Regions from separate parts of the Mus musculus genome. Here region 1 is linked to region 2. The links are chromatin contacts, found by Hi-C or POLR2A ChIA-PET in ENCODE. All regions are on one chromosome and are shown on one strand. Each heading gives the region's core, a stretch centred on a gene start or an enhancer-like site at or near the end of the contact. The rest is flanking DNA. Distances are from core to core; before and after follow the strand shown.

Evidence for each region. A loop is a pair of places that touch in the nucleus more often than their neighbours do. ChIA-PET counts read pairs that join two places held with the same protein, here RNA polymerase II (POLR2A).
Region 1: POLR2A ChIA-PET joins it to region 2 with 10 read pairs in Patski. The contact joins the promoter of A930007I19Rik here to the enhancer-like site in region 2. A Hi-C loop is called at or near these places in 1 of 37 maps with a recorded cell type or tissue (T-helper 17 cell). POLR2A ChIA-PET finds 5 or more read pairs at or near these places in 1 of 5 experiments (Patski).

The regions. Positions count from the first base shown.
Region 1 is chr19:29,519,086-29,523,271 of GRCm38, reverse strand. A930007I19Rik (RIKEN cDNA A930007I19 gene) reads left to right here and starts at 1,285. Exons shown (of 4, transcript NR_015567.3): 1 at 1,285-1,382; 2 at 2,303-2,424. Ric1 (RAB6A GEF complex partner 1) reads right to left here and starts at 990. Exons shown (of 26, transcript NM_001081319.1): 1 at 606-990. The coding sequence starts at 749.
Region 2 is chr19:29,466,935-29,471,028 of GRCm38, reverse strand. Pdcd1lg2 (programmed cell death 1 ligand 2) reads right to left here. Exons shown (of 6, transcript NM_021396.2): 6 at 1-513. Among named protein-coding and RNA genes, the nearest start is that of A930007I19Rik, 53 kb to the left of the region's middle. Within about 2 kb of position 1,898, at least 2 of the 3 ENCODE cell types and tissues checked have a DNase peak (open chromatin) inside an H3K27ac peak, as active enhancers do.

The DNA of each region.
Region 1 (4,186 bases), core at 36-2,535, 53 kb before region 2:
GCTTTCCGGAACTCCACTAAACAACAACCTTTAAAGCAGGGGTGGGGGGTGGGGGAGCGGGGACGCCACAGCTGCCGGAGTGCTGGGGGACGCTCCAACAGATTGGCTCGGCGGCAATGGGGGCAGAGAGGCAGGCAAGTCTGGGCTCCGCCAGGGAGCTCCAGGCCTGGCGCGCGGCTGTGGGTGCCACGCGGGGACTGGGGTGCAGTGGAGACTGTCCGCGCGCGGCTCCAACTCGAGAGCGAGGGTCGCTCGGGGTAAGTCGGGACCGGCTGGGGTCGCTCGGGGGTAGTTAGTTGGGACGGGACCGCCGTCGCTCCCTCGGAGGGAGTCGGGACTGGCCGGGGTCGCTCGGGGGAAGTCGGGACCGGTCCGGGGTCGCTCGGCGGCAGTCGCGCCAGTTCCAGGGTCACTATAGGGAGGGTGATCAGGATGGTTCTGGGTTCGCCCGGGGTTAGTTGGGACCGGACGGTGGTCGTTCGGAGGGAGTCGGGACGGGGCCAGGGTCGCTCGGGGAGAATCGGGACTAGATCCGGGCCTCTCTGGGGAAGTCGGGACCGGACAGGGGCCGCTCGGGGGAAGTCGGGACGCCGGCGCCTACTTACTCGGCTGTACCAGATGCTGAGGCGGGCCGGGGCCAGCACGGCGAAGAACGCTCTCCGAGGGTCAGACTGGACGTGGAGCGGCGCCTCGGCCGGGCTCCGCGGCGCGCAGAGCAGCCTCTTGGGCCAGCCGCTCAGGAAATACATGGTCCGCGCGCGGCCCCGACAGCCCCCCGGCGGCCCCGGCCGTGTCTGTCACGCTCGGCGGCCCCGGGCCAGGCGCCCACCTCCCACACCGCCACCGGCCGAGTCGGCGGCGGCGACAGCGGCAACTCGGGGCATCTGCCCGGGGGCCGGGCCGGGCCGGGCCGACGCGATGCTGCGCGACGCAGTCTGGGACGCTGACCGGCCGAGGGTGGGGGAGGCGGGCGGCCAGTGGGCCCGCGGCGGGAGGAGCCGAGGCCGGCCCGCCCCGCTCGCCGCTCGCGTCAGCACGCCGCACGGCGCGGGGAGGCTCCGCCCGGCTCCCTCGGACCGCCCCGCGTCAGAACGCAGGCCGCGGGGCAGGACGTCGAGGGCTCGGGACGCCTTGCTGGCTGGCGACCTGGCGCGTGGAGCTGGGGACCGGGATGAGGCGACAGGCTCAGTCAGTGACAATCGGAGCGGCCGGGCCCACTTGCACGATCCCTGGATTGGCGCGACCTCCGGGGTTGAAGGGGGCGGGGCGAGCGGAGCGCGCGTCACGTGACTCCCGGGCTGCGCTTGGAGCTGGGTCTCTGCGACTCCAAGGCTTGGGGTTCGAGTCTGTACCCACAAATCCTTTGTGTGCTGCGGTTTAAAGTGAGAGCTGGTGATGTCCCTGGCCGTACAGAGCTTACATTCTAGGCAGGCTCTTTATTCAGTCACTAAAGTGCTTCAGTCTTGTCTGCCTGTTTAGTTATTAATGCTAGGCGAAGCCAGATGGGGTCTTTTGCAGCCCCAGTAAACTGTTCAGGAAAAGAAATGGACTTAGGTTTTGTGTTGATCCAGACTGGAGATACCGTATTGATGTTTTTAATTTGGGGGTTGGGAGGAATGAAGGGGTGCTCAACTTTTGGACCTGGAACCTTAAAAATAGCTGCAGCTTTTTGTAACTCTTTCAAAGTTTAAAAGTAACAACAAAGTAACAATCCGGATTTTAATAACAATGTAACTTTCCGTAATTGTTCTAACGCTTGCTTTTCGAAGACGTTGACTAAAGTCCCAGCTCACTAGCCTTTTGTTTCCAGAGGATCTCCTAGAATCTCTGTCCTGGTGTGTCCCACAGGCCAACACAGCATTCCTGGGATATTTTAAGCAGAGCAGACCTGAAAACTATTTTTCAGATTTTCATCTGTGTGGACGGAATCTTGATGATCCGAGTTACACCCGCTGGATAAATCAAGAGGTCCAGAGAGGTCTCTGCCTTGCCAATATAAAATCATAGAAGAACTTCGTTGTCTAGTACTTTTCAGACAGAGTTGTACACGTGGCAGAGGAAGTGAAAATGTGCTGCAATTCCATTGAGAATGTTTGCTCTACCTCTACTTCAGTGTGTTCATGTGCCTCACCAGTGTGTCTGCAATCATGGGCAGTGTAGATGTTTCTAAGTAATTTTTAATTGTTTTTTTTTTTGACCTCACTTACTGGTGAGCTTCTGGGTGGGATTCTCCTCCTGTGATCTTTTGTAGCAGCTAAGGTCTACAAAAAAATTAAGAGGATGCTTTGATTTAATTCCACAGAAAACCACAGATGATGGTGCTGGATCATCGCTAGTTAAAGTGCTGGATATGCCCAAGGTCACATGGCCTAAGAAAAACTGCTCTCCCTTCCAAGGACCCAGCAGTCTTTAGACCAGCTCAAGGTGAAGTGTGAGAGTGGCCTGAACATGGACAGGAGGAGGAGACCCTCTGGTCCTTTCTCACTTGGGAGTGATGGGTAAAATATCTCACTGTAAATCTCCCTAAGTGTTACCCACTGTGACTGAAACGTTATATAATATAGACCGACCTGAGGTTCAAAGATCATACTTTAACATTGTGAAATGTGCTAACAATTCCAGTGCTCAAATCTTCTGTCCCCCCGTACCCCCCCCCCATCACCACTTTCTCCCTCCATCACCACTCCAGCCAAACTCTCTGGATGACTTTGAACCTCACGTAAACTGGTAAAAGTAGGTACATATTTGGTTCTATCAGACTTAACTTTTTTATTACAAGAGTACTCTTGATCAGGGTGCATGGAAACAAGTACCTCTATAAACCATGTATTGGAGGATAAGTTGATACAATTTCTATAAAGACTAGTGCCATTATGTGGTCTATGCATGGAGAAAGAGACAGATATCCAGACCCTCCTATATTATTTTGTAAGGAGACACAGAGTTTTAGCCTTAAATCATACCTCATAAGCCAGGCATGATGGATACCTATTGTATTTGGCTATTCTTGGTAGCCGGCTTGACTACATCGGGAACCAAAGTGGCTAGGTACACATGTGAGGGATTTTGGTTTTGTTTATGAATTAAGTCATTGGCAGTGGGAAGAAGACACACTTCTAATCTCAATGTTCTGAGGTGAGACTCTGGGCCACAGCTTCTGCTGGCAACCTGTATGCAGGAAGAAAGCAGCTTTTGCCCCCTTCCTGTTTGTTCTTGCTTTCGCTGGCACATCCATTTCTTCTTGGAATTAAAGCCTACTTCTTTGGGACTCTGGTGAATACCGAAGACCAGCTGAGACATCCAGCCTTATGGTCTGAACTACTACTGGATTCTTAGATCTTGCATTGGTAGACAGCAATTGTTGGGCTTGCTGGATCACAGCCTGTAAGCTATTCTAATGAATCACTGATAGATGGTAGATAGATAGATAGATAGATAGATAGATAGATAGATAGAGATTCATTCTATAAGTTCTGTGCCTCTAGAGAACCTTGACTAATAAACCTGTAATTCCTGTATGTGAAAGATAGACACAGGAATTATGAATTCCAAGCCAGTCTGACCTAATGAGGCTCTCCGTTAAATAAGTTAAACACACACACACACTTGATATACCACAGAAGAAAAATATAGTTGTCCTCCAAAAATAGAATTGTCTTTACTTATAATGGCATATTTTATAAAAATAAAAAAACTATGTTGGAGAATATGCTATAAAAGTATATTAATTGTATTATGAAGTAATACAAATGGTCTACACATATTTTATAAAATATTCCATGCTTATGAAGAAACACGTTTTCACAAAAGGAAAAAAAATTGTACCAAAATGTTGATGTTTTAAAAATCCCTTTAAGTATGGGCATTTAATATGTTTCCTTTGGGCTTTTTTGTATCTTTCTAAATTATGTTTAAAGAATGTATGTTATTTTTGTACTAAAACTATAAAACAGTAACCTTGTTAACAGTCGAATGTTCCACTTGACCTGCTTCAGGTAGGGCTGTGCATCACTGGCAAATCAAAGACAGTAATGCAGTAATGTAGAGTTTCAGGCACTGTCTCAAGAGTATCGAGAGAAGGATTAGTAGAAAATAATTAGTCACCAGACTAAAACTAGGCTCTGTGTATTTGCATATAGTCACAGGTTTCTGAGACAAAGCCACAAATGGATTTTGGTTCTAAGCG
Region 2 (4,094 bases), core at 649-3,148:
TGTTGCTTAAATGCTTCCAGTTAATTAGAACTTCAGAGGCTGCCAGGATTCTAGGATGCTGTAAAACACATCAGTTATGACTTTGTTTATGAAAAACCCTGTCTGAAGCTTCCAAGTCCCCGGAGGAAATGAGGGCTATAAATAACTCTATTGACAATCTATTTTAGTAACTGGGAATTTCCATGTCTCCCTGCGGAAAGCAGGAGGTGGGGGTGGGGCGGAGAGCAATTCCTTTTGTTCTCACCCTGAAAGTCATTAGGAGCCTTAGGCCCTCACTGGGGTCCAGGATCCCAGGGGTAAGTCTAAAGTGCCATTGGGGTCTTGCTGTTCAGAGAGTCTTGAGACAGAGGGAAGATTGTCAGTCTTACAAGCTCCTCTTCGGAGCCCTGGGTCACCGTCCAAAGGGTTCAAAAGTGCAAATGGCAGGTCCTGCAAGATTCTCACTTTGAGTCCAGAAGTCTCTTGAGGGTTTCCCATCAGATCCTTCCAACTCCCAAGACCGCAGGTCCAGATCTGGGAAGAAGAGACCACAAACAGGAAAAATAAATAAATCATTGACTAGAACATACATATAACCTCTCAAAGTAGACTGGAGAGAGAAACCACCTTTAAAAAAAATAGTAATCTATGTATCGGGACCAGCAGGGTTCAAAGCCTTTCATGATACACCCTCCCATTTCCCCACTCTAAGTTTCTCTCCAGCACTACTTTAGGACCCCTACCCAACACCCACCCTATGGACCCCAGACAGCTATACTATAATGAAACACTTCATAGGGTGTCAGATGCCCTGGAGCAGGAGTTACAGGCAGCAGTGAGAGAGACAATGGGAACTGAACTTAGGTCCTCTGCAAGAGCTGCAAACCCTCTTAACCACAGAGCTCTCTCCAGGCCCTTTACTTCTGTTTTTAAAGGCTTTGGCAGTTCCAACAAGCTGGCCTACTCTATGCTCTCAGCCAAGTGCATGGCCAAGATGGCTGCTCCCTCATCTCTTGGTTCATTTGTCATATCTACTTGGATAGGCTACAGGGCCCACAATCTTATCAAATGCTAGTCTTGATGTTGCCATGCGCTTTACAGTTATAATTAATGTGTTGTATCAGCTAAATTCTACATAGCTTATATGCCAATATAGCTTCCTTCTAATCAGGTGAGACCTTGAGAACAAATTCCTAGAGATGAAGAAACCCTGCCTGGAGAATGTGATATGGAAACTCTGCCTCTGTTTCGACCTGCTGGCCTACTGCACAAAGGTCAGCCTCACTCTCCCCACAGTCATGGGCACTGACCCTTTAAAATGAATCTACCTGTCTCTTTCCCTCTGCTGCTTTCCCCTCCCCCACTCCAGGCTCTGTTTCTCTGGAGAGACCCTGGCCCCAGGACAACAGGTACCAGGTTTCCCAGCTATCTCATTTCTCTGCCAGTTACTTCACTGTCAGAATGTCAGATAAGGAGGCCTGAGACATTTCTGATTATATGGTTAAATGTCTGTTACAAAATACTCATGATCAAAAAAAAAAAAAAAAAAAAGTAAATAAAAGAAAAATAATTAAAAAACAAAAAACCAAAATACTCATGATCATGTTGACTCAACAAAGACGTTCTAATACCGCAGAGCACGTGGGCATGCGAGAGGATGAGACATTCAGGAGATTATGTGTTCTTGGTGTTCTCAAATATGTCTCTACCCTAAATGATCCATGCCTCGGGCCTCGCTGTTAGCGGTTTGTTTACTTCTAGCCATGAAGCTATAAATAGGTCCCCAGTGTGTGAGTTGGCTAATCTGGTAATTTTTTATCTAGCATTTAATAACTAGCAGACATTCCATAAACACCTCCATGTCTGTCTTCTTGCCAGTGGAGAGTTAGAGTTGAGCTGGCAGGTTGCCCAAGCCCTGTCTGGTCACCTCAGGCCTCCTCCCCTCCTTTCATCACATGCTTGCTTGCTGGAGACCAGAGTTTGTCACCTCTGCTCTCAGGCCCCTCCCACGTCTTCCCTGTCCTGAGTACTTGAAGGAGTCCCACTGAAGAAAGACACTGAGCCTATCGGACCTACACAAGCAGGTGCCTCCGGGTCAAGGATATCATTTTATAGGAATTGGGATTTTCGTTTCTGAAGAAATGGGTATTTTAATCAGGCTCGCCAAGGCGGATGAGAAAATTTGCTGGGTCAAGAAAATCTAATTGCTGATTCAGAGCTCAGTTGTAATCAGACCTCAGTGTGGAACTTCCCGAGTTTGTCCCATGGCTCTGTACCCAGGCTGTGGGCCTACAGTAATTGCTTTCAGATCAATTGCTGGTAGGCGTGGGAAAAAGTCTGAGAGCCCATGTTCATTCTTTTCCATCGAATTTTGTACTGAGGATTGCTATCTCTTACGGATGAGACAAAGGCTTCCTGGGGTTGTTTTTGATGTGTTTATAAAAAGATAAGGAGAGGGGGGATATGTTCTATGGAGATGTAGTCAGGTATGGGGGAAAGCAGTGCCTCTGAGGGCCCATGCTGAGGCATCCCTTCCCCCTGAGGGACCAGCCACAGGACAGTATAGTATAAAATAGAGTTTATTTGGGGCATGGTCAGGGGAGTTAAGAGGGTAGTAGAGGCTGGGCGTGGTGGCGCACACTTTTAATCCCAGCACATGGGAGGCAGAGGCAGGCAGATTTCTGAGTTCGAGGCCAACCTGGTCTACAAAGTGAGTTCCAGGACAGCCAAGGGTATACAGAGAAACCCTGTCTCAAAAAACAAAACAAAAATAAAACAAAACAAAAAACAAAAAAAAAAGAGGGTAGTAGAGTCAGAGAAAGGCAGAGAGAGAGAGAGAGAGAGAGAGAGAGAGAGAGAGAGAGAGAGAGGAGGCTGGTCATGAGCATGTGGAGGGAGAGGGGGAGGGGGGAGAAGTGACAAGAGGACAGAGCAAGATCAAGAGAGTAAGAGTAAGAGAGGAGCAACAGAGAGAGGAGAGGGCAAGAAGCCCCTTTTATAGTGGATCAGGCCTACCTAGCTGTTGCCAGGTAACTGTGGAGAGGAGCTTAGACAGAACACTAACAGTTTTCATAACTGGTGGGTTTGGAATTGTGGTGCTATACACAGCAGCTTGAACATGCCAAGCTTCTGACACAGAGGTATTTCAAAGTCTTCTGATTGCTCTATATCATTTTGGTCAACTCAAGTGCCACATCACATGAGTGCTAAACCATAAAAGAAGGGGATCTTACCAAGAAAGGTAAACATTCCATTTGTCCCACATAACTCACGTGTGGCCATTCCCCTGCAAGCTTTATACCAGGCAAGGAAAAAATGATCAGGGTGAGGCAAGAGGAAAACCTGGTTCAGGCTGATTTGATTGTAGCGGGTGATGAACCAGGATTTCTAGAGTCTGTCCCAGATCATTTTACTTTAGCCATATTTAAGCACAGCACAATTTAAAAAAAAAAAGTATTCAGAGAACAATGAACTCAGTCCCGAGTATATAATAATTTAAGCCATGCTTACACTGAGATTCTTTACAAAACACATCTGGCTTCTTTCACAGGAATAGGTACTGTTGACTCAGAGACAGTGCCCGAGATTTAGGGTCTAGGTAAGAATGGCCGAGGTAAACATAAGGCCTGTGGGTGTCAGCATTGGCCTGGCCCTAAGATAGCACAGGTGACATCCCACATGAGGATGGGTTTTGTGGTCTAAAAGTCATTACTCAAGGTTTGAAGGGGGAGGGTATTGTCTGGAAGAAATGAAGTCTGGGAGATACGAGCAGAGCCTGTCTCATCAGACAGCAAGGGATCGCCAGGTTATAAAACTCCATCATTCCTGGCGTTCCAGGAAGAGCATCTATCTGCACACCTCATTCCATCGAAGAGGCAAGCCGTGTGTTTACCTTTCCTGGCTTCTTCAGTGCTTATCTGTGTGCACAAGGCCTTTCTTCGCTCTACACCCAAGCCTATGCGGGTCCCAGAAGCCCTGATTTGAAGCCCTACGCCTTCCACTCAACCAGCCTGCAGGAGTGTGGAACCCTCCCTTCTGACAACCACAGCACATCCTGTCTCTTGCGCTGGTTCTAGCTGTGAGCCTGCCAACGCCATCAAAAGACGTCATTGCTC